Regions from separate parts of the Homo sapiens genome. Here regions 2 and 3 are each linked to region 1. The links are chromatin loops, found by intact Hi-C in ENCODE. Cell type or tissue: OCI-LY7. All regions are shown on one strand.

What was found. Hi-C counts contacts between places; a loop is a spot of excess contacts. Peaks named below come from ENCODE experiments on the same cell type or tissue, not always from the same donor. Only the 100,000 strongest peaks of a DNase experiment are listed, where the experiment ranks them.
Region 2: a loop joins it to region 1, with 3 times the contacts of the local background. A loop is called at or near these places in 5 of 110 quality-filtered maps.
Region 3: a loop joins it to region 1, with 12 times the contacts of the local background. A loop is called at or near these places in 2 of 110 quality-filtered maps.

What each region holds. Positions count from the first base shown.
Region 1 is chr12:124,605,873-124,613,872 of GRCh38, reverse strand. It overlaps LOC101927436 (a long non-coding RNA gene), which reads left to right and starts at 4,729. Exons shown (of 4, transcript XR_242964.4): 1 at 4,729-5,170; 2 at 6,231-6,359; 3 at 7,514-7,589. RefSeq lists an enhancer at 4,272-4,401. In OCI-LY7, a CTCF peak has its summit at 4,594; DNase peaks (open chromatin) are centred at 3,482, 4,122, 4,602 and 5,212; H3K4me3 peaks cover 1,864 bases; H3K27ac peaks cover 2,153 bases.
Region 2 is chr12:124,466,198-124,474,197 of GRCh38, reverse strand. It overlaps NCOR2 (nuclear receptor corepressor 2), which reads left to right. Exons shown (of 49, transcript NM_006312.6): 6 at 1,067-1,246; 7 at 7,912-8,000. Among named protein-coding and RNA genes, the nearest start is that of NCOR2, 97 kb to the left of the region's middle. RefSeq lists a silencer at 7,705-7,914 and an enhancer at 7,912-8,000. In OCI-LY7, CTCF peaks have their summits at 4,594, 4,804 (motif pointing right) and 7,887; DNase peaks (open chromatin) are centred at 4,826 and 7,827; H3K4me3 peaks cover 831 bases; H3K27ac peaks cover 1,098 bases.
Region 3 is chr12:124,539,088-124,547,087 of GRCh38, reverse strand. All of the region lies in intron 1 of NCOR2 (nuclear receptor corepressor 2), which reads left to right. Among named protein-coding and RNA genes, the nearest start is that of NCOR2, 25 kb to the left of the region's middle. RefSeq lists enhancers at 2,514-3,048, 4,117-4,650, 6,865-7,574. In OCI-LY7, no CTCF peak of the experiment used is centred here; DNase peaks (open chromatin) are centred at 2,867, 3,107 and 3,737; H3K4me3 peaks cover 1,587 bases; H3K27ac peaks cover 1,331 bases.

The DNA of each region.
Region 1 (8,000 bases):
ACATTCTTAAAGTCACAAGTGCTTGGGGGCCAGGGATCTCCAAGGGTACTCCGGAAAGGACCGGGACTCACACAGCAAGGATGTGGGTGAGTCAGGGATATGGGACCCAGATGGGAAGGGGCCCACAGACCCACAAAGGGCAGGACTGCAGGAGGGTTTTGGACATGGGTCAAAAGCCAGGAGGACTGAGGGTCATCCCACTGCAGGGTGCGGTCAAATCCCTGCTCAACCACTCCCTAGCTGTGTGACCTGGTCCAAGTTTTTTGACTGCCCCATGCCTGACTTTCCTCCTCTGTCACATCAAGGTAATGATGATTTTACTACAATGCAGCACTGGGGAGATTGCATGCAATAGTGCATGTAAAACACTTGGCCCCATGCCTGGTGCATACTAACCCAGCAGGAAATGTTAGCTGTTAGTATATTGTTACTATGTTTGGTTTTTGGAAAAAGTGAAGGCAGGGAGGGACCTTGCCAAGTAACATTGTCCAGAAGCTCATGAGTGGGACACAATGATGAAATCGTAAATCTGCTGATTAGTACCAGGATAGAAACCACTCCACTTACTGGCTCCCTGGAGCCCTGAGCTGGGAGGGATTCTGAGGCTGGGCCTGAGTTTGACGAGAAAGATTATCATGATTGATTAGTGATGTCTGCCATGGGCATGGGTAAGGGGTGTGGATACGTGTGCTGTGGATTTTCTGTCCTTGAGCTAGAGCTTTCTGCTGAGGATAGAACAGTGGCTCTTAACCAGGAGGATGCATCAGAATCTTCTAGTGTGGTTTTTATAAACGCACATTTCTTGGCCTTGCTCTGAATCAGAATTGCCAGGAGTGAGGCTTGGATAACTTTCAGAACTCTGCAGGCAATTCTTCTTGTGAAATTTACCTATCAATAAAAAGAGGCCCCAACCCTGAGCCCAGGCTATTCAGTGGGGCCCTCCAAAAACAACCGGGTCCTTTCTCCCAAATGGTTTCCATAGCGGAAGCTGGGGAAAGAACATGGCCTTGCTTTGTGTGGCTCAGACAGGCTGCATCATTATCCGAGTCTTGGTTTTCTTACCTGGAAAATGGGTGCTCTTATAACCAACTGGCGAGGCGACTTTCAGGGATACCTCTTCCACTGGGAGCACGCCCAGGTCTCGGGGAGCCCCATTCTGCCCATCATGGGCTATTTTCGTAAGCAGGAACGGGTGAAGAGAATGTTGCTGTCCTGGGCTTGGGGAGGGGCTGGGAGTCAGAAGGCAGGGCTTTCTGGGTGCTAAGTTCCTGCACAGGGCGATGTCTGTGTGGCTGCCAGAGCGAGTCTGTGGGTGTCTGAGTGTGAATCTGCGCCAGTGCCCCTGAGCTGGGCTTGCAGATAAAATGCAGGGCACCCAGATACTGCACGGGATGTACTTACACTGAAGAATCATTTGTCAGAGTCAGCCAAGGGGCTTATGTCTTTATTTGCTAGATCTGGCAACCCACCCTGGGTGTCAGCGGGACAGTCTGTCTCAGTGACTGTGAGTGGGTGTGAGTGTGGGCTGTGTGTGCTCAGGGGAGCATGTGTCTCTGGGTGTGAGTTGGTCTCATGCGTGAGCATCTGTCTGAAGGTGTCTGTATGTGTGTGTAAGAGACAGTGCGTCTCTGCCTGGAGTGTGTTTCCAAAGATGTGTATCACTCTGCGTGTGTGTCTGTAACGGAGTGTGATTGTGAACCTATATGTGTGAATGTGAGGGGGTGTGTGTGGGTGTGTCTGTGTGAGTTTGTACCATTCTGCAAGTGTCTATGAGGGTATGTGATTGTAACAGTTGTGTATAAGGGTGTGTGTGAGTTTGGGCACGCCCAGGCTGCCTCACCCTTTCCTTCTCCATCAGGCATGCTGGAGGACTGCCTGGAGGAGGAGGCAGCAGCCAGTTGTCCCATGGTTCTCAGGGACCTATTTCACTGGAGCTGGGCTGTTTCAGGCCAAGGCTGTGGCACTGTCACCTGCCTGTGGAAGGGGATACAGGACCTCCCCAGCACCTCGGAGAGTCCAATGCACCCTCTGGGAACCCCCCGCCCTTGGCCCCCAGGCCTGGACATGAATGTTCTGGAGCTCAGCGACACACAGGAGACCCCATGCCTCCCAGAGGCAGGCCCCAGGGGCGGTGTGGGCGGCACCACGCTGGGGTAGTGCTGAGGTGGCGCTGGGGTGGCGCTGGGATGGCGCTGGGATGGTGCTGGGAGGGCCTGTCTCTTTCCTGGTGGGGTTTGGGCTGCTCCCATTTGCTTTAATGTTCTGCAAAGAGTTTACAACCATCAAACACCTAGAGAGAGGGCCAGGGAAAGACAGCCAGCCGGTACGCGAGGCAGAGGGGAGATTGCCCGGCAGCCAGGGCCAGTGTGGTGGGAGCTGCCAGACATCAGGGAACACCCAGTGGGCACCAGGCACAGCCCAACCTGCAGCCTCCCAAGGAGGTCACCATGCCAACACTTGCACAGCGCTTGGTACAGGGGGGTCACCACAGCCAACACTTGCACAGCACTTGGTACCTGCTGAGCAGTTTGCACAGCTCGCTGTCCAAAGCCCAGAACCAAACAGATTTGTACGCATTTTGGGCACAAACCCTTGCTATATGTGATCAAAACCACAGGAATCAAATAGATTGGAAATCATGGAAGGTCCCTAATCCCCACCGTGGGCAGGTGACAGTGCCTTGGCTTTGTTTGGCCCAGCCAAACACAATATATTCCTGGGAACCACAGGAAAACTGGCTACTGCCACCACCTCCAGGCAGCCTTCCAGCCTGCCCAGAAGAGAGGAGATGGGATGGCCTGGGCGTGCCCAAACTCACATGCACCTTCCCAGACACTAGCAGATTTGCACTCACATAGACACAGCCAGATGCACCCCACAGGCCTGGAGAGCAGGGGCCCCAACATGAACCATGGAGAGGCAAGCTCTGTTATTAATCCCATTTTATGCAAAGAGAAACTGAGACCACAGAGGTTATCTGACTTACCTGGGGCCACACACCCGGGAAGTGGCAGTGCCGGGATTCACTCAGGAGGCTGGCGCCAGTCCGAACCGTGGCCCCACGTGATGCTTATGGCCGTGCGTGCATCCCTCCAAAGGTCACGGCGAGGCAGGGGCAGCTTGGGCGCCCTGTGCTGATGGCAGCTTTTAAAAAATTCTGCCTTTTTCCTTTTTCTTTTTTTTACTCAGCTGTGAGTCTCAGCAAAGGCAGCACTAACTCAGCATCGCTTCGCGGCATCAAGTCAGCCTTGCGAGGCTGGGATTGTTCCAACTGAGCTTTCAGGTGGAAGGGAGACAAAGGGGGGGCCAAATGGCTCATCCTGAGCCCCCCTTCCAGGAAGCCTCTCTGGAACCTTGGGTCCCCAAAATTGTGCAATGCTGAATCTGCACAACCTCCCAGGCCAGCCCTGCTGCAGGCATCCTGTGGAACTCAGCATCCTGGGTAGAGAGAGGCTCTTCTCGGAATAACATCTGTCACTTAGACAGACTGGGGGCTCCCCGCAAATGGCCCTTCGGGGTGTTTTCCTGCAGCTGCCTGGGCACAGAGCTGTGCTCCTCACGCCTCAGTTGTCTCGGCTGCCAGCCTCAACTTCCCAGCCTCGAGGACCTTCCTCAATTCCCCCATCCCTGCCTCACAGCGCCTGCAACAGCTGTTCCAGGCACACAGGAGGGAAACTGAGGTTTGTAGAGAGGTTGAGCTGGTAAGAGGGGAGTGGGGACTCCATGCGGGGCCCTGGGTAGCTGGCTGTGACCTTATGTTGTCAGGGTCTGGGCCCCTCTGCTAGATTTAGCTTGGGGCCCCCTGTCTGGGGTCTTCCCCTCCATCCTCCGGGACCCCAGTCCTATCCCTCTGCCCACCCTGTCCTTCTCACCCACTCTACAACCGAGTTTCAGGACTGAAGGACCAGGGACCTTCCCACCCCCAGGGGCTCCCTCAAGAAGAGAAAATTCGTCTCCCAGAGCCTCTGAGGCTAGCCTCCCAGGCAGGCCCTTACACACCCCCCATGCACCTACGCCCCTTATCTGCCTGTGCCCATATCTGCCTTAAACCTCGTCAGAGTTCAAGAACGCAGGTGGTGAAATGTCCAGTTCAGTAGGGGATTGGGTTGTGACCCAGCCAGAAGGACCTGCCAGGAAGCCACGTGGGTGTCTGGGGGAAATGCTCTCGTGGTGGGCACAGCTGGTGCAACGGTCCTGGGGTGGGAATAGCTCGGAGCCCAGTGTGGCTGGACCTGGGTCGGGAGGAAGCTGGGGAGAGAGATGGGGTCTGAGAAGTGGACAGGGGCTGCTCACATAGGACTCTGCGGGCTGGGGGTGGGTGTGGGGCTTGATTGTATTCTCGGTGTGAAGAGCACGCGTGAAAAGCCTAGCCAAGCCCTTGGCGTTCAGGATCACGTTCACCCTCACAGCAGTGCTGGGACTCAGGTGCTCTCAACATCCCCAATTCCCAGATGAGCAAACCGAGGCACAGAGAGGTAAAGCGCTTGCCCAGGTGGCCTGACACACCCTTGTCCCTGCAGATGTTCTGAGGTCGCCCCAGGGCTGGCATTTCCTTCCCTCTGTGGGAGGTGCTCCGCTGCGCCCCAGGTGGGCCCCAGCGGCGCTTTCCTTTGAAGTCCCAGCCAGCTGACTGGGCCAACCTGTTCCCCGCGCCTTCCTCCTGGACCCTGGCCAAGCCTCAGGGCTGCCGAGGGGAGGGGCAGAGGCCGCAGAACAGGAAGCACGTTTTGTTTTATTTTAAAATGTACACACACAGTTCAGTCTCGTATACGTGTAGTTAAATAACTTTTTCAATCGGTACCAACGGGGCACACATTGCAAAGCATGCATCTCTCCGACTTTGTCTTCAGGGGCCCGCGTGCCCGCCCCAGAAGCATCTTCAGTTCCCAGTGTCTGTGTGTCCTTCCAGGGAGTAGCTTAGGAACACACAAGCAGAAATGCACAGATAGAAATACATATTCCTCAAAAGATCAGCGGGAGGGGCCTTCATGGGTCTCCTGCACCCACTTGGCTTGAAAAATTCTCTCAAACCGTCACCCCAGTCTCATCATGAGAAAAACATCAGACCAATCCCAATGCAGGCGCATCCTGCAGCTCCGTGACCAGCAAGCCTCGAAACTGTCAAGGTCACCTGCCTCGAAACTGTCAAGGTCATCAAATCAAAACCAAGGTGAGTCTGAGAAACTATCCAGCCCAGAGGCTCGGAGGAGCCTCGAGAAGGCCAAAGACAGATGCCACCTGGGGCCCTGGGGAAGAAGTGAGATTGAAACAGGCAGATGTCAGTTGATACTAATGTATCCACACTGGTTCCTTAATTGTGAAAAATGGGCCGGGGCAGTGACTCACGCCTGTAATACCAGCACTTTGGGAGGGCGAGGCTGGAGGATCCCTTGAGCCCAGGAGTTCCAGACCATTTTAGGCAACAGAACGAAACCCTATCTCTAACAACAACAAAAAGAATTAGCGAGGCATGGTGGCGTGCACATGCAGTCCCAGTTATTTGGGAGGCTGAAGCAGGAGTGTTGCTTGAGCCTGGGAGGTTGAGGCTGCAGTGAGCCATGTTTGCACCACTGCACTCCAGCTTGGGTAACAGAGCAAGACACTGTCTCCTCCCCCACAAAATTCTAAACAATGTATCATACTAATGTCAGATGCTAACAGTAGGGTAAACTGGGCGTGGAGTATGGGGTGACTGTTCGGTCTTCACAATCTTTTTATGAGTCTAAAGCTGTTCTGAAAAATAAAGTTTGCTTTTTAAAAGGGTCAATTTTTTCAAAATCTGTCAAGCTAGACACCAAAGACAAATGACCTCACGACCTTTACTACGCATACATTTGTCCCCGGGTTTAAAAATACACGGCAGAAACGCCACATGAAACGTAGATCTGGGAGGTCACTCTGCGCCCTGGCCACGGGATGGCTTCATCCTTTGTCACGGCTGCATAGCCACATGCCCAGTGCCTTCGCGATGGACACGGAGCTTGGCTTTCGGCTTTTGCTGCAGTAGTGACCCTACCAGGCACATCCTGGCCTGTCCGTGCCTCTGCGCCCCAGGCCAGCACCTCTGTAGAATCGTTTCCTAGAAATGGAACAGCTGCTTCAAAGAGAGCCCGTGAGAAGGGTGTGGGTTGTAAGGCAACTCTGCCACGGACAAGATCATCTTCCAAAGCGGGCAGAGGGAGATGATGTGGGGTGGGCGAGGAAGGTGATGTGTGGCGATTTCATTACAGGTGATCAGAGAAGGTTTCTTTGAGGGTGACATTTGAGCAAAGACGTGAATAAAGAGACAGTTGGAGCCATGTGGAGATGTGAGGAGGAGGGTTCCAGGCCAGGGGACCCGTACGTGCCAAGGCCCTGAGGTGGGACTGTTTTTGGTGTGTTTGAGAAGCAGTAGGCTAGAGCGACGTGGTGGTAGGAGAGAGATCACAGGGGCTGGAAGGGGCCAGGTCATGGGGGCCTTCTTCAAAGGAATTGGGGTTTTATTGGAATTGGAGCAGGATAGGATACCTTTAGGAGCATGGGGACTGGCCTGATGTAGGTTTTGAAAGGACCCCTCTGGCTGCTGGGGGGAAGAGGGGGCATAGTGAGTTGGGAGAACTGTGGGGGTCGGCGGGGGCACCTGCAACCGTCCAGGCAAGGGAGGGCAGGGGCTCTGACCAGGGTGTTCCCTGGAAGAGTAGAGGAGGGCAGATTTGGTTTTGTTTCACCATGTTTTTTTGAGACAGAGTCTTGCTGTGTTGCCCAGACTGAAGTGCAGTGGCACGATTTCGGCTCATTCCAACCTCTGCCTCCCAGTTTCAAGCGATTCTCCTGCCCCAGCCTCCTGAGTAGCTGGGATTGCAGGCGCCCGCCACGACATCGGCTAATTTTTGTATTTTTAGTAGAGACAGGGTTTCACCATGTTGCCCAGGCTGGTCTCAAACACCCAACCTCAAGTGATCTGCCCGCCTCGGCCTCCCAAAGCTCTGGGATTACAGGCGTGAGCCGCCGCACCTGGCCTGAGAAGGGCAGATTTGGGAAGTACTCTGTTTTGAAGGTGAAGTGAACAGCACTTGCTGAAGTCCACAGTGACTAGGCCTGGGCACAACAGGGATATATTCCTGTCCTTAGGCTGCTGTAACTGGGCGTCACAAACTGGGTGGCTTCAAAAAACAGACGTTTTATTCCCTCACCGTTCTGGAGGCCAGAAGTCCAAGATCAAGTTCTGGGCAGGGCCATGCACCCTCTGAACTCCGGTGGGCTCTTTCCTCGCCCCCCTCCCAGCCTCTCGCAGCAGCCAGCAATCCCTGGCATGCCTTGGCTTGTGGCTGCATCTCCCAGCACCGCCGTCATCACGTGACCTTCCCATGTGTCTCTGTCCTCTTTTTATAAGGGCACCGGTCATACTGGATTTAGGGCCTGCTCTACTCTAGCAAGACCTCATCTTAACCAATTACATCTGCCATGACCCTGTTTCCAAATCAGGTCACATTCTAAGGTTTGGGAGTTAAGATTTCCACATATCTTTTTGCAGAGCACACAATTTAACCCAGGACAGCAGGGAGACAGCACCCCAGGCCGAGTGAAGGGGAGGACCGCACAGGCAAACGGTGAGCACCCAGGCAGGGGACGGCTGTGGCTCTTGGGCCCTTTCTTCCTGCAAACCTTCCTCGTGAAGAAAAGAATGAAGCCGAGTTCTGTAGGACATGGGGAGAAAGAGGCCCTGATCCGCCCCAGTCCAGCTGAAAGCCTTCTCCCTGCAAATTGCCAACTCTCCCCACGACCTCCGTCCCCACCTCACTTCCCTCGCTCCCTCCTTGCGGTTCAGGCAGCCAGACCCTCTTATCACTCACACACACAGCTTCCTTTTTAGCCCAAAGGTCGTTATTTTAACACCTGTTGGGAAAACAAGCAGGTTACTCCCAGGGGGTAGGGAAGAGGAGGGAAGAGGGGAGATGCTATTTGTAGGGCTGACACCTGCCCCCTGCCCCTCAAAGCAAGGCAGGAGCAGAAGCAGGGGC
Region 2 (8,000 bases), 140 kb after region 1:
TTTGGACTGAGCTTCATGGATGAATGTTTACAGAGGGTATGCAGAGGCCAGGCCTTGGGAGAATGGAGGCTGTGGGTCTTCGTTCCTTGGGCTGGTGGGGAACACACAGATGGGGTAAGTGGAAGAAGAGAGGTGTGTTACGCGAACAGGGAGTTGGAAGACTTCACAACTTGAGGAGAGGCTGGGAAACCATTCATGTAGCAAGAGCATTTGAACCGCATCTTGAAGGCTGTAAGGGACTCTGAATTTTGGAGAATGGGTGATGGCTGGGATGGGAATGGGATCCTTGAACAGGTGAGGACTGTCCTGACAGATGTCCAGGACTCTGGGCCTGGAGTCAGGGATGGAAACCCGGGGTGTATTGGGGAGGGGGTGTGTATTAGTCCGTTTTCATGCTGCTGATAAAGACATACCCAAGACTGGTCAATTTAAAAAAGAAAGAGGTTTAATTGTACTCACAGTTCCATGTGGCTGTGGAGGGCTCACAATCATGGCGGAGGGCAAAGAGGAGCAAGTCACATCTTACATGGATGGCAGCAGGCAAAAAGTTGGCAACTACATTAGTCAGGGTTCTCTAGAGGGACAGAACTAATAGAAAAAATATATATATATATTACATAAAGGGGAGTTTATTAAGGAGTATTAACTCACACGATCACAAGGTCCCACAACAGGCCATCTGCAGGCTGAGAAGCAAGGAAGCCAGTCTGAGTCCCAAAGCTTGAAGAACTTGGAGTGTGATGTTCGAGGGCAGGAAGCATCCAGCACGGGAGAAAGATGTAGGCTGGGAGGCTAGGCCAGTCTCGCCTTTGCACATTTTTCTGTCTGCTTTATATTCGCTGGCAGCTGATTAGATGGTGCCTACACAGATTAAGGGTGGGTCTGCCTTCTCCAGCCCACTGACTCAAATGTTAATCTCCTTTGGCAACACCCTCACAGACATACCGAGGATCAATACTTTGCCTCCTTCAATCCAATCAGGTTGACAGTATTAACCATCACAGGGTTGTACAGACTGGGGGGTGTCCCCTGTGCTGACCCCATGCCCGTTTTTTTTCTGCCACAGGACCGTAGCCTGACGGGCAAGCTGGAACCGGTGTCTCCCCCCAGCCCCCCGCACACTGACCCTGAGCTGGAGCTGGTGCCGCCACGGCTGTCCAAGGAGGAGCTGATCCAGAACATGGACCGCGTGGACCGAGAGATCACCATGGTAGAGCAGCAGATCTCTAAGCTGAAGAAGAAGCAGGTGTGAATGGGCAGGGGGAGGGGGAGTGTTTGTTCTGAGTCTCCATTCTAGCAGCAGTGACAGCGGTGTCACAGACATGTGCCAAGCCCTTCCCAAGTTCCTGGGTGCTCACTGGTTTTTATGCCCTTTACGTTTATTGGACAGGAGCACATCCACAGAACTTTCTGCCATGATGGAAACACTGTGTATCTGCAGGATAGCCATGTTCCACTGTTGAGCATTTGAAATGTGCCTACTGCGACTGAGGAACTGATTTTTAATTTTTATTTAATATACGTATTAAATGTGCCTTTGAATAGCCACACAGGCTGCCGCATTAGACAGCACAAGAATGGAGGGTGAAAGTTCAGGATTTCTAGCCAGTCTGTCCAGGTTCAGATCCTGTTTCTTCCAGTACCAGGCAACGTGGGGTGGGCAGTCCCTTCTCTGTGCTTCACTTTCCTTATCTGTAATGTGGGGAAACAGCCCCTGGCTCTGGAATCTGAATGGACTGGCCTCCTAACTGCTCTTTACTAGCTGTGTGGCCCTGGAACCTTCATCTCTTGGAGCCTTGGTTTCCTTGCCTGTAAAATGGACAACTTGTAGAGGAGGGAGCAAGATCCCGAGATTAAAAATAAATCCTCATTGTCACTGTTGAAACCACACAAAGACAAGCGGAGAAAAAGCTGATATAAATATTTATAACATTCATTTTATAACTTTGTTTTAAATATGAGTTAATATACAATTCTTTGATAATCTGCCTTTTCCCAGCTCTTCATGGTTTGCTCCCTGGTATCATTCAGGTCTCTGCTCAGATGTCCCTGACACCAAGAGGCCACTGTCAGCCTTGTACAGGAACACACACCCCCAACCCTCCTCTATCCCGGGTTCAGCCAATCCAGCCAATTCTAGCTGCTGCTGGTTTTTGTAAATAAAGTTTTATTGGCACAGCCACGACCACTTGTTTGTGTATCTGTATACACATGTGTGTTTATATGACTGCTTTTCTGCCACAGTGGCAGAGTTAAGTCATCACAACAGAGACCTGTGTGGCCTGCAAAGTCAAAAATATTTGCTGTTTAGGCCTTTAAAGAAAAGCTTTGGGCTGGGCATGGTGGCTGATGCCTGTAATCCCAGCACTTTGGGAGGCTGAGGCTGGAGGATCACTTGAGCCCGGGAGTTTGAGACCAGCGTGGGCAACATAGCGAGACCCTGTCTCTACAAATAATTTAAAACATTAGCCAGGTGTGGAGGCACATGCCTGTGGTCACAGCTACTCAGGAGGCTGAGGCAGGAGTGCCTGAGCCCAGGAGGTTTAGGCTGCATGAGCCATGATTGCCACTGCACTCTTGCCTGGGCAACAGAGTGAGACTCTATCTCAACAAAAAGAAATTTTGCTGATCACTGATCTGTCTCATCACCCTGCTGGTGACATCATTATTTGAATTAATATAGACCCAGCTTTGTTATACAGTGGTCCTCTCCTTGTCTCCCTGTTAACTGCTGTGTTCTGAGCAGCATGGGGTACATAGTAGGTGCTCATTAAAAATGGTTGATTGAGTCATTGTGACACTGTCTGGGCCCCAGGGAGCGTCTAGACTAATGGGAGAAACAGGCTCATATCTAGTGCCCTCCAGACAAGGAAGTAGGGGCTCCAAGGAGGATCAAGGGCTCATTTTAGCCACTGTAGGCAGGTGGGTGAAGGCTGGTGAGAGTAGGCTTCCAGGAAGAGGTGCCCTGGTAGCTGGGTTTTGAAGGACGCTCCAGGGGGAGAGCATTGATTTCAAGTGTCCATCGTGGCTGTCACGTGGTTGGGGGAACCAGGATTTGAGGATAGTCCAGCAGTGAGACCCGGTCCTGGAGACTCTGCCAACTGTCCTAGGCTTCAGTGGGCAGTGGGTAGGTCTCATGTTGGTGGCACAGGCATCCCGAGAGGGGCCGGGCCCCAGCGGCGTGGGCAGGCATTGCCAGGGCCAGCCTGGTACCGCACCGTTAGGCTTCCAGGCCTGGCCTTGGGGTGGGGCTGAAGCTGCGGGTCACTGGCACACATTGGTGACTGCAGCTGGAAGCCAGGTGGCTCAAGGCAGCCCTCAATGGTTAGGTTTTTGTTTGTTTGTTTTTTCCCCTCTAAATTCCACTTTGGCATTTTTTAAAAGTGAAATTCTCAAGCATAATTATTTTAAAGTGCACAATTCAGTGGCATTTCGTACATTTGCAGTGTTGTGCAGCTGTCACCTCTCTCTGGTTCCCAGCCATTTCAACAACCCACAGGGAAGCCTCATAGGAGCTAAAGCAGCCACTCCCCGTTCCCCTACTCTCTGTCTCTATGGACTGACCTGTTCTAGACATTTCCTATATAGGGCATCACACAGTATGCGTCCTTTCTGGCTTCTTCCACATAGTGTCATGGTTTTGGAGTTTATCATGTTGTCTCTTGTCTCCATCCTTCATTCCTTTTTATGGCTGAAACATATTCCGTTGTATGGAGATGCCTCCTTTTGTTTATTTCATCATCTGTGGCCATTTGGGCTGTGGCTGTTGTGAATAGTGCTGCTGTTGAACATTTGTGTTGAAGTTTTTGTTGGGACACCTGTTTTCAGTTCTCATGGGTGTATACCTAGGAGCAGAATTGCTGGGTCGTGTCGTACAGTAACTCTAGGTTTAATTTGCTGATGACTTTCCAGGCTGTTTTCCACATCAGCTGCCCCATTTTACATTCTTACCAGCAATGCATGAAGATTCCTGGTTTCCTGGTTTTCCACATCCTCACCGACCGCCCCCCAGCTTTTTTTTTTTTTTTTTCTGAGATGGATTCTCACTCTGTTGCCCAGGCTGGAGTGCAGTGGTGCCATCTTGGCTCACTGGAGCCTCTACCTCCTGGGCTCAAGCGATCCTTCTACCTCAGCCTTCTGAGTAGCTGGGAGTACAGGTGTGCATCACCACACCGAGCTAATTTTTGTGTTTTTTGTAGAGATGGGGTTTCACCATGTTGCCCAAGCTGGTCTCAAACTGCTGGTCTTGAGTGATCTGCCCACCTTGGCCTCTCAAAGTGCTGGGATTTCAGGTGTGAGCCACTGTCCCTAGCCACACCAACCCTTTTTTATCTTCCTTTAAAAAATGTTTTTGATTCCAGCCATCCTAGTGGTTGTACAGCGGTATCTCATTGTGGTTTTGATTTGCATTAGAGAGCCCTTTATAGCGTGTCACTGCTGTGCAGCAGTTTTTTCAGCATTATCTCCTTGATCTTCCAAACAACCTTATGAGGTAGGCATATACCCACAGGTTCTGCTGAAGTAGACACTGAGGTCAGGGAGGTGAAGGGCCCTGGCTGAGGCTGCAGAGCTGGTGAGCGGGGGGCTCAGGCTTGAATCCAGGCCCAGCAGAGCTAGTCACCCTCTTAGCTGGGTCTCTGTAGGTGTCCCAGGTAGTATTTTCTCTAGTACCTGAGGAAGGGCCACCTTCCCTGGCTGGAGGGAGCCTCCCTCCTGCCCACCCTTTCGGGGCTGTGGGCTTCTTCCCCTTCTTGGCTTTGTTTGTTCCGTGCTTTGGGGGAGCATTTTGATGCCCTTCTTGAAGCGACCACCAGGGGTCGCTGTGGGACTGAGGCAGTTCTGCTCAAACCGCCAGCGATGGAGTCTGTAAAAGCCAGCATCCTGGATTTTCTGGCTTTTCCTGTGTTCACTTCTTCTTGGGCACCTTTCTGGGTTCATACTGATCTGCTCTGTGGTAATGTGCAGGCTGTGCGAGCGTCATAAGTGGAGCAGAACCATGTTCTGATCTCACTTGTGATGCCCTGTCACATTGCAGAATGGGGCATTGGCCTTCCATCTGACCTTGGGCCAGTGCCCTAAACCCTCTGGTCTTCAGCCTCCCTCTTGCTATGAAGCAGACGGCAGCATGATGGGATGCTCTTTCCAACTGTGTTAGGAGGAGGGGGTTCATACATGGACAGATGAGGATGAGGATGATGGGGGTGATGAGGATGAGGGTGATGGGGGTGATGAGGATGAGGGTGATGGGGGTGATGAGGATGATGGGGGTGATGAGGATGAGGATGATGGGGTGATGAGGATGAGGATGATGGGGGTGATGAGTATGAGGATGATGGGGTGATGAGGATGAGGATGATGGGGTGATGAGGATGAGGATGATGGGGGTGATGAGGATGAGGATGATGAGGGTGATGAGGATGATGAGGGTGATGGGCGTGATGAGGATGAGGGTGATGAGGATGATGGGGGTGATGAGGATGAGGATGAGGGGGTGATGAGGATGAGGGGGGTGATGAGGATGAGGGGGGTGATAAGGATGAGGGTGATGAGGATGAGGGTGAAGAGGGTGATGAGGATGAGGGTGAAGAGGGTGATGAGGATGAGGGTGATGGGGGTGATGAGGATGAGGATGATGGGGGTGATGAGGATGAGGGTGATGGGGTGATGAGGATGAGGATGATGGGGGTGATGAGGATGAGGGTGATGGGGTGATGAGGATGAGGATGATGGGGGTGATGAGGATGAGGATGATGGGGGTGATGAGGATGAGGATGATGGGGTGATGAGGATGAGGATGATGAGGGTGATGAGGATGAGGATGATGGGGGTGATGAGGATGAGGATGATGGGGGTGAGGAGGATGAGGATGATGAGGGTGATGAGGATGATGAGGGTGATGGGCGTGATGAGGATGAGGGTGATGAGGATGATGGGGGTGATGAGGATGAGGATGAGGGGGGTGATGAGGATGAGGGGGGTGATGAGGATGAGGGGGGTGATAAGGATGAGGGTGATGAGGATGAGGGTGAAGAGGGTGATGAGGATGAGGGTGATGGTGATGAGGATGAGGATGAAGGGGTGATGAGGATGAGGGTGATGGGGGTGATAAGGATGAGGATGATGGGGGTGAGGAGGATGAGGATGATGAGGGTGATGAGGATGATGAGGGTGATGGGCGTGATGAGGATGAGGGTGATGAGGATGATGGGGTGATGAGGATGAGGATGAGGGGGTGATGAGGATGAGGGGGGTGATGAGGATGAGGGGGGTGATAAGGATGAGGGTGATGAGGATGAGGGTGAAGAGGGTGATGAGGATGAGGGTGATGGGGGTGATGAGGATGAGGATGAAGGGGTGATGAGGATGAGGGTGATGGGGGTGATAAGGATGAGGATGATGGGGGTGATGAGGATAAGGATGATGAGGGTGATGGGGGTGATGAAGATGAGGGTGATGGGGTGATGAGGATGAGGGTGATGAGGATGATGAGGGTGATAAGGATGATGGAGGTCATGAGGATGATAAGGGTGATGGGGTGATGAAGATAAGGATGATGGGGTGAAGATGATGAAGATGAGGGGGGTAATGAGGATGAAGATGAGGGGAGGGATGAGGATGACAGTGATGAGGATGAGGACGATGGGGGTGATGAGGATGAGGGTGATGGGGGTGATGAGGATGAGGATGATGGGGGTGATGAGGATGAGGGTGATGGGGGTGATGAGGATGAGGATGATGGGGTGATGAGGATGAGGATGATGGGGTGATGAGGATGAGGATGATGGGGGTGATGAGGATGAGGATGATGGGGGTGATGAGGATGAGGGTGATGGGGGTGATGAGAATGAGGATGATGGGGTGATGAGGATGAGGATGATGGGGGTGATGAGGATGAGGGTGATGAGGATGAGGGTGATGGGGTGATGAGGATGAGGATAATGGGGGTGATGGGGATGAAGATGAGGGGGGTGATGAGGATGACAGTGATGAGGATGAGGACGAGCAGGGTGATGAGGATGCAGGTGATGGGGTGATGAGGAAGAGGATGATGGGGGTGATGAGGATGAGGGTGATGGTGGTCATGAGGATGACGAGGATGATGAGGGTGATGAGGATGAAGATGATGGGGGTGATGAGGATGAGGATCATGGGGGTAGTGAGGATGAGGATGATGGGGGTAGTGAGGATGAGGATGATGGGGGTGATGAGGATGAGGATGATGGGGGTGATGAGGATGAGGATGATGGGGTTGATGAGGAGCACCTGTGTGTCAGGTGCTGCGTGCTTTGCACGCATCATGAGCTCATTTCACCTTCACAACGGCTCTCTAGAGTAGTAACTCTTTTATCCCCATTTTCCAGAAGAGGAAGGTAAGGCTTAGAGAGGTCCAGGAGCTTCTCAAGGCTACGCAGTAAGTAGGAGTGGGAGTTGGGCTCCAGTCTCACCAGTGCAGCTGTGGAGTCTGCACAGCCTCTCCTAGCACTGATGCTGCCTGTAGGAACCGTAATGGGTAATAATGCCGGCTCGCAGCAGGCCTGACTGTGCCTGCCTGTGTAACTCATTCAGTTCTCACCACAGTCAGAATGGCGGCACGGCAATCAGCCCCGTTTACTGATGGGGCAACTGAGGGCTAGCAGGGTGAGGCTGCTTGGCTGTGCTTCCCTGGCTGGCAAGTCACGAAGGCAGGATTTGAACCTGGCTTTGGAGCTTGGAGGCTGCAGCTGGCCCTGGAGCTGGGGCCTCTCCCGGGTGCGGAGTCCCTGGGGTGACTCACAGGAAATGTGTAGCAGCCTGACTTCCTGTGCGCGGCCGTGGCCCGGGCTGCAAGGGGGCCTCCCCGCGCCCTGGGGGCTGCAGCCCTCCTTCCGCCCGCTGGGGTGCTCATCCCTCACGTTCTGCCTCTCCCCACAGCAACAGCTGGAGGAGGAGGCTGCCAAGCCGCCCGAGCCTGAGAAGCCCGTGTCACCGCCGCCCATCGAGTCGAAGCACCGCAGCCTGGT
Region 3 (8,000 bases), 67 kb after region 1:
AACTTGGGAGGTCGAGGTTGCAGTGAGCCGAGATTGCACCATTGCACTCCAGCCTGGGCGACAGAGCGAGACTCCATCTCAAAAAAAATAAAAATAAATAAAATATTATAAAAAGACAATGTTAACGGTATGCTAGCATCACTACTCTTGTGCTTTGGGGCCATTGTTCAGTCAGATAAGGGCTACTTGAATACAGGCACTGCTCTACCATCACAGTTGATCTGATTCCCGGGATGGACACTCACAGGCAGGACCGTCTGCAGAGTGGGTCCTCCCGGGCAGAGGGAGGGGTCATGTCCTGGGCTGGACAGGACGCGACGGTGCAAGATCTCATCATGCTACTTAGAACAGCGTGCAATTTAAAACTTAGGAATTGGCTGGGCGCGGTGGCTCATGCCTGTAACCCCAGCACTTTGAAAGGCCAAGGTGGGTGGATCTCGAGGCCAGGAGTTTGAGACCAGCCTGGCCAACATGGTGAAACCCTGACTATACTAAAAATACAAAAATTAGCTGAGCGTGATGGCAGACGCCTGTAATCCCAGATACTCAGGAGGCTGAGGCAGGATAATCACTTGAACCCAGGAGGTGGAGGCGGAGGCTGCAGTGAGCTGAGGTCACACCACTGCACTCCAGCCTGTATAACAGAGTGAGAAAAACAAAACAAAACAAAAACCCAAAACCCAAAAACTTACGAATTGTTTATTTGTGGAATTTTCCGTTTGTTTTCAGACCACCATACTGAAACTGTGGAAAGCTGCCGTGGCTAAGCAGGAACTGCTGTACATATTTATTAAGCCCTTACTGTATGCTGGGCATTCACTCTTACTGTAGGCAGGCATTCGCTCACTGAGCCTCTGAGTCAGCCCTGTGAGCTGAGTTTCTATTTTACGGCGAGGAAACAGGCAGGCTCGGAAGGGTTAAGCCACGTGCCCAGGGTCACAGAGCTAGAAAGCAGTGCAGCTAGGTTTTGAACCCGGGTCTCAGACCCTATCCTGAGATCACGAGACCTGTGCTCTGTGGCCTTGCTGCAGGCTGAGCCCTGCAGGGAGCAGAAACAGCCTGTGCCTGGGATGGGTCTCTCCTGCCTGTCTATGCTTCACCTATGCATACCCCTGAACTGCTGCCCCAGGTAATGTGTGGCTTTGCATGTGTCCTGGGTGACACGGAGACTCTGAGGTGGGGCCAGTTCACAGCTCTGCCTGTGTGCATGGAACTTTGCTCATCTGCCGGGCCCAGAGAGGGTCCCCAGGCTGAAAGGCTGTTCCACGCCACTCGTCCCCCACCCCCACCCTCACCCTGACCACAGAAGCAAGAACTTCCCAGCACGGGGCGGCGCAGGGAAGCAGCGTGGCTCACTCTGTGGAGTATGTGGGGCCACTGGGCTGTTTCAGTTTCTGCTGCGTTTCTTGCTCTGACTCAGGGCCCTGACCCCAGCCGGGCCACTTGGGCTTCTGAACGCCTGCTGGGCTGAGCTGAGCTCACCGGTACATGAGAAAGATCCCGGGCTGAGCTGCCCTTGCCTGGCGTCTTTGGGCCTTGGTTTTCCCATCTGTGTGGTGGGGGCTTCGAGGGTCCCCGTGTGTCGGTGGGTTGGTGTGGAGGGATTGGGTGTGGACACCAGGGGCTGAAAGCTGATGGGGACCCATGGGGAAACCTGTGCCTCGGACCCCTCCAGACCAGAGGCTCCTGCAGAGCCCTGCCCATGGAAGATCTGGGTCAGGGGCTGCCTTGTCTCTGGGTGCTTCTGTTGTCACTGGCCTCTGGCCCCAGCCTGGTGGTCACCAAAGCCTATGTTTCCCCTGGGCCTGCTGCGGAGGTGGGAGGCAGGGAAGGTGGGCTCTTATCCAGTCCTCTCATCGTGGCCCTCCGAGACTCTGCTCCCTCCCCCTGGGCCCCGCTTCTGGGTGTTCGAGGTGCTGGGGACATTGGTGTCTCAGTAGGGTTGCAGGCTGGCAAGGGGCCCTGGGGAGGTGGCCTGGTGAACCCCGATGGTGAGCTTCAACTGAGCACTGCTGGGTGCCAGGTTGTAAATTTCTCTTCAGAGTAGCCCCTGGCATCATCCCCGTTTTACAGATGGGCACACTGAGGTTCCGAGAAGCAAGGCACCTTCCTCAGGCTTTAAAAAATGACAGCACTAGGGCTGGAGCGGGAGCCAGCCTGATTTTAGCCACCTAATATAATTGCCTCCGTTTCACCGAGAGGAAACTGCCTCTGCGAAGTTGAGCAGCACACACAGGGGTCGCAGTCTCCTGCCAAGATGAGATGGCTCAGGGATTTGATCTGGGTCTCAGGCCCATTTGGGGCCCACCGGGGACTCTGTATGTCAGCCCCACTTGTGCCTGGCTGTCCCCTCCTGTGTGTGGGCACCGGCTGAATGGTGGAAGCAGGTCCCTCCTGGGAGCAGGTCACGGGTGCTGGGGCTGCATCCCTGACCTACCCTGGGCCCGGGCGGGTGTGGAGGCAGAGGAGGATGTCCTGGGGGTTTGAGTGGGGGCGGAGCCTGCTTGTGAGGTGGAAGGTGGGGCAACTGAATCAGTGTGGGCCACCCTCCCACCCTGAATATCCCCAGGCCCTCGTGACAAATCTCTTTCACCATCTCTTGACCCAGCAATTAATTGCTTCTGGCGGATGGTGCCCCCGCCCTCCAGGGAGCTTCTAAAGGCCAGACCCTGCTCCTGGGCGGGCAGCCCGGGGCAGAGGCTGGGGAGAGTCTGCAGTGGTTTTTCTGTTCAGCTGCAGATTCAGGGGTCCCCAGGCCAGGCAGCCTCTCTGGGAGAAGCCAGCAGCTGACATTTTGGGGTACTTGCTCTGCCTATCTGTGGGGCTAAACCTGAGTTCATCTACAGCATACTGTGAGGCAGGTGTTGTGATGTTCCTCTTTTACAGACAGGGTCACTGCGGGGCATAGAGAGGTTTCCCGAAGCTTCCATCTCATCCAGCAGTCTCCAGTGCACCCTTTCCATTCATCTCCCTCCCCGCTGGGGCTCCCCGGGCAGGGGGTGCCGGGCAGAGGCGGCGTCGCTGGTGCTGACTGACGCTGAGTGTGGATCCCAGTCCTGGGAACTCTCTGGGAGGGCTTTCTTGCCTCACTGCCTCCATCTGCACAGGGGGAGGATGTGGGGCGGTTGTTAAGAATTAAACGAGTTAATCATCGTAAGGGGCTTAGCATTGTGCGGAGGCAGCGAAACCCTGAGCTTCAGGCACCGAGGGGCTGTCGGTGCCTGTGAGGGTGAGGGGGCTGGACAGACAGGTGGACGGACAGCTGGCCTTTCCGTGCTGCCGCGTGGGGCCTCCGCGGCCTCCCGGCCTGGGCTGCGCTCCCTGCCCTGTCGTGGCCCGTGCTTGGCCATGAGCCAGGCTGCTGCCACCCCGACAGAGCCCGCGTCCCCCTTCCCTCCCAAAAGCGGTCGATACCCCGGCTCCTTCCTGGCCTCTAATTGCTCCTGCCGGCTGCTGTCTCTGATGGCGGCCCCACACCCCGCAGCGAGGAGAGGGGCGGCGAGGTTTCTGGGAAGCCTAGTCCCTGCTAAATCCACGGCGCTGTCGGGGTGGAGAATGGAGTGGCCGAGGGCAGAGGGTCAGATGCTCGGGGTCCCGTCTCCCCGCCCCTCACTGGCTGTGTGACCTGGGGCAGGTAACCCCGTGTGGGTCTGTTTCCCCACCCCTGAAACAGGGTCCGGACAGTGGAGATGCACGTGGCCTGGCAGGAAGTGAGGGCTGTTATTATTGTGATGATCGTTGTCATGGTTTTTTGCAGCGGCTCCTCCCCAGTCGCTATGCCCGGTGTCAGTGCAGCCTTCCTTGTTGGGAGCAGACAGGTGGCCCTGGGGCTGGGGCGCGTTCCTGGGCAGGGCACGGGGTTGCTCCTCAGTCCCCCTCTGGACGGGGCTGCGGCCCATCCCCACCTCCCTACTGATCCCATTGCAGGCCCTGATCACTCACATCCATGCTGCCAGCCCCCTTGGCCTTGGTCTGGTGGCCCTTGCCCTAGCTGGTGGAGGAGGGATGGGAGGGAGAGAGGCTGTGACCCCCATCTTCGCCCACCCACCCGCCCTTGGCTGTTGCAGTCCAGTGGGGACTGAGACCTTGGTGAACTCTGGGTGGCTGCCTCTGCAGATTCCAGGAGGGCTGGCACGGGGCAGGCTGCCTCAGCTGTCCCTGGAGAAGGAAAACATATCCCGGCGGCTTCTCAATGGAAGGGCTGCGGAGCCTGCCTCCCTCCCGCTCTGGCTGTCTGGACTGCTGGCTACCACAGGGACGGGGACCAGGTGACACCACTGCAGGAGACAGGGGAGGCTCCTTGTTCACCCCGTGTGGGAAGATGTATCCGGTGGACCCCGGCCGGCCCTGGGAGGGCGGTGAGCCGCCTCCATGTCTCACGGCACCTAGGTTGTGCTGTGCTGGAAGTCCCCAAACTCCAGCCTGCAGGGAAGGCTTCTGGGAGTCATGCCTGCCCCTTGGGGGCCAGGGTCTGATCTGTGGGTCTGCGGGGTCCAGTTTAGAGCTTCTGCGGAGCACGCCCCGAGGCTGGCTCATGCTGGCCTGGCAGGTTCCTAGGGCCTGGGACGGGCGCTGAGGGTCTTGGCCTCGGTGCCCAGGGCAGAGGTGGCCTGGAGTGGAGCCTGGGCTGCTGTCGCCCACCTCGCCCATCTCTGTGGGCCCTGTGGGTGCTCAATCAACACCCGTCCTTCTCCCTTCTGGAAGATGTCCCTCATGTGGCCCTGCCAAGGGTGTGGCTGTTGTGGCCGGTGTGGCCGCTGGTCAGGGGAGGCTGGGCTGAGAGGGAGGATTTATACTGAGCCCTGGGCTTGAGTAATCATGGGTCCTGGAGGCACAGGAGCCCCGAGGCAATGGCCCGCCCTGTTCCTGTGGCTGCTGCAGGTCTGGTGGGAAAGGCTCCAGAGTCCAGACACCAAGCCCTTGCCCAGCATTGAGGCTGGAGCCCCACAGTTCTGATCCTCCATGCAGGAAGAGGCTGAGGCTGGGTCTGGGAGGGCAAGAGGTCGATGCCTCCATGGAGCCCTCAGGGATTGACCCAAAGGTGTCCTCGCTGGCCCTGCCCCACACTGTTCCTACTCAGTTATGTGTTCCACTGGAGCACGTGGCTCCCCTCCTGTGGCCAGGAACACAGCCCCCATCCCCTTCCAGCTCTCCACTCCCCATCCCCCTCCAACTCTCCACCCCCTCCCCCTCCAGCTCTCCACTCCCCACCCCCTCCATCTCCACTCCCCACCCCCTCCATCTCCACTCCCCATCCCCCTCCATCTCCACTCCCCATCCCCCTCCATATCCACCCCCATCCCCCTCCATATCCACCCCCATCCCCCTCCATCTCCACTCCCCATCTCCCTCCAGTTCCACTCCCCATCCCCCTCCAGCTCTCCACTCCCCACCCCCTCCATCTCTACTCTCCATCCCCTTCCATCCTCACCCCCATCCCCCTCCAGCTCCATCCCCACCCCCCCACCATCTCCACTCCCCACCTGCTCCATCTCCACTTCCCATCCCCTTCAATCTCCACTCCTCATACCCCTCCATCACCACTCCCCTTCCCTCTCCATCTCCACTCCCCACCCCTCCATCTCCTCCTCCATCCCCTTCCATCTCCACTCCCCGTCCCCCTCCAGCTCTCCACTCCCCATCCCCCTCTAGCTCTCCACTCCCCACCCCATCCAGCTCCACTCCCCATCCTCCTCCAGCTCTCCACTTCCCATCCCCCTCCAGCTCTCCACTTCCCATCCCCTCCATCTCCACTCCCCATCCCCCTCCAGCTCTTCACTCCCCATCCCCCTCCATCTCCCCCATCCCCCTCTAGCTCTCCACCCCCAGCCACTTCCATCTTCTCTCCCCATCTCCCTCCATCTCCACCTCCATCCCCCTCCATCACTGCTCCCCATCCCCCTCCATCTCCACTCCCCATCTCCCTCCAGCTCTCCACTCCCCATCCCCCTCCAGCTCTTCACTCCCCATCCCCCTCCAGCTCTCCACTCAATCCCCCTCCATCTCCACTCCCCACCCCCTCCATCTCCACTCCCCATCCCCCTTCATCTCCACCCCATCCCCCTCCATCTCCATTCCCCATCTTCCTCTAGCTCTTCACCCCAGATCCCCCTCCAGCTCTCTACTCCCCATCCCCCTCCATCTCCACTCCCCATCCCCCTCCAGCTCTCCACTCCCCACCCCCCTCCAGCTCTCCACTCTCCAGCCCCCTCCATCTCCACTCTCCATCCCCTTCCATCTCCACCCCCATCCCCCTCCAGCTCTTCACTCCCCATTCCCCTCCATATCCACCCCTCCACCTCCCATCCCCCTCCAGCTCTCCACCCCCATCCCCCTCCATCTCCCCACTCCCCATCCCCCTCCATCTCTCCACTCCCCACCCCCCTCCATCTCCACCCCCATCTCCCTCCAGCTCTTCACTCCCCATCCCCCTCCAGTCCACTCCCCACCCCCCTCTAGCTCTCCACCTCCCACCCCCTCTAGTTCTCCACCCCATCCCCCTCCAGCTCTTCACTCCCCATCCCCCTGCATATCCTCCTCCCATCCCCCTCCATCTCCACCCCCATCCCCCCATCTCCACTCCCATCCCCCTCCAGCTCCACTCCCCATCCCCCTCCAGCTCTCCACCTCCATCCCCCTCCAGCTCTACTCCCCAACCCTCTCCAGTTCTCCACTCCCCAGCCCTCTGGCTGCCCCAGCTTCTCTAACCCTCTGATCTGGTTCTTGCCCCTGGGCCTTTGCACAGGCTGTGCCTTCTGCCTGGAGTGCTCTTTTTTCCTTCCTCATGGACACCTGTTCCTCGGCCCTCTGTGCTTGGCTCCAGTGTCTCCTCCTGCAGGGGGCCCTCCCTGCCCTCCCTGCCCTCCCTCCCACCACTGCTGGGTCGCCATGGTTTATGTCCGTCACTCCAGGGGCCACTCTTTGCAATCACCTTGCTCACTTATGGGTGTACCGGAGGGTGTTTGGGTGTGTGTGTGTGTGACCTTGGCCCCTAAGACCCTCAGCTTTTGTGTTCGCAGTCATGCCCCTGTACCTGGCAGGTAACAGGGGGTCTGTCCCCTCTGTTTGTTGAGCAGCTGAAGGTTGATGGTGTCCTGGTCGAGGCAGGTCGAAGCTGCCTCTGGGTTTGAATGTCGGCTGGCTCTGCCTCTTGCAGCTGTGTGGCTGTGGGTGGTGGCTTCCCATCTCTGGGTGTGGCGAATGGACGAGTCAGGTTGGCCTTTGTGGCTGGGGTGAGCCAGGCGGGCTTCCTGGAGGAGGAAAAGATGGTGCTTGTTCTGGTTCCAGCAGGGTGGAGAGCAGGGTGACGGTGCGTTTGGTAGAGTTGAGGGTAAAAGCCAACGCCAGGAGGTGGGCTTGTTTGGGAGCTGACAAGGGGGGTGCTGGCAGGTGGGGGCAAGTCTCAGCCTGTGGGCCATGCGTGGTCATGGTGGGCTTGGCAGAGGGGAGCCTTGGAACTGGTCCTTGCTCTCCCCGTGCATCTGCTTTGCCGGGAGACTAGCCTGGCCAGCCCCAGGGGCGCGAGGATGGAGGCCCGGCCCTTCTTCCAGCTGTGGGTGGACTGAGCTGGTGGCTTCAGAGGAATGGGGGGTGCCCGGGTTCCCCCAGCCTGCCTGGGAGGGTGAGGGGGAGCGTGGGAGCTTGCTGGGGGACAGTGAGCATGAAGGAGCTGGTGGGATGCTGTGCGGGGAGGGCCCACGGAGCCGGCCAGTGGGCCTGGGCCTGAGCTGGAATGTGTGTGGGTGGCCCCGAGCCGGTGAGTGTGAACCGGGTGTGCACGAGTGTGAATGAGTGTGAATGTGAGTGCAGCAGAGTGAGCAAGTGCGACTGCGGCCTTGAGCGAGTGAGTGGTGGGTGTGAGCACAGGGGAGCGTGACACAGCGAGTGAGACCTGCTGCTGCGGGGCTGAGCTGGGAGACGCCCGGCCCCGGGAAGCCCTGACGGGGGCGGCTCTGCCGGGGAGGCGTGGGGCTCAGTCCACACTGTGGCCCACATGCCCT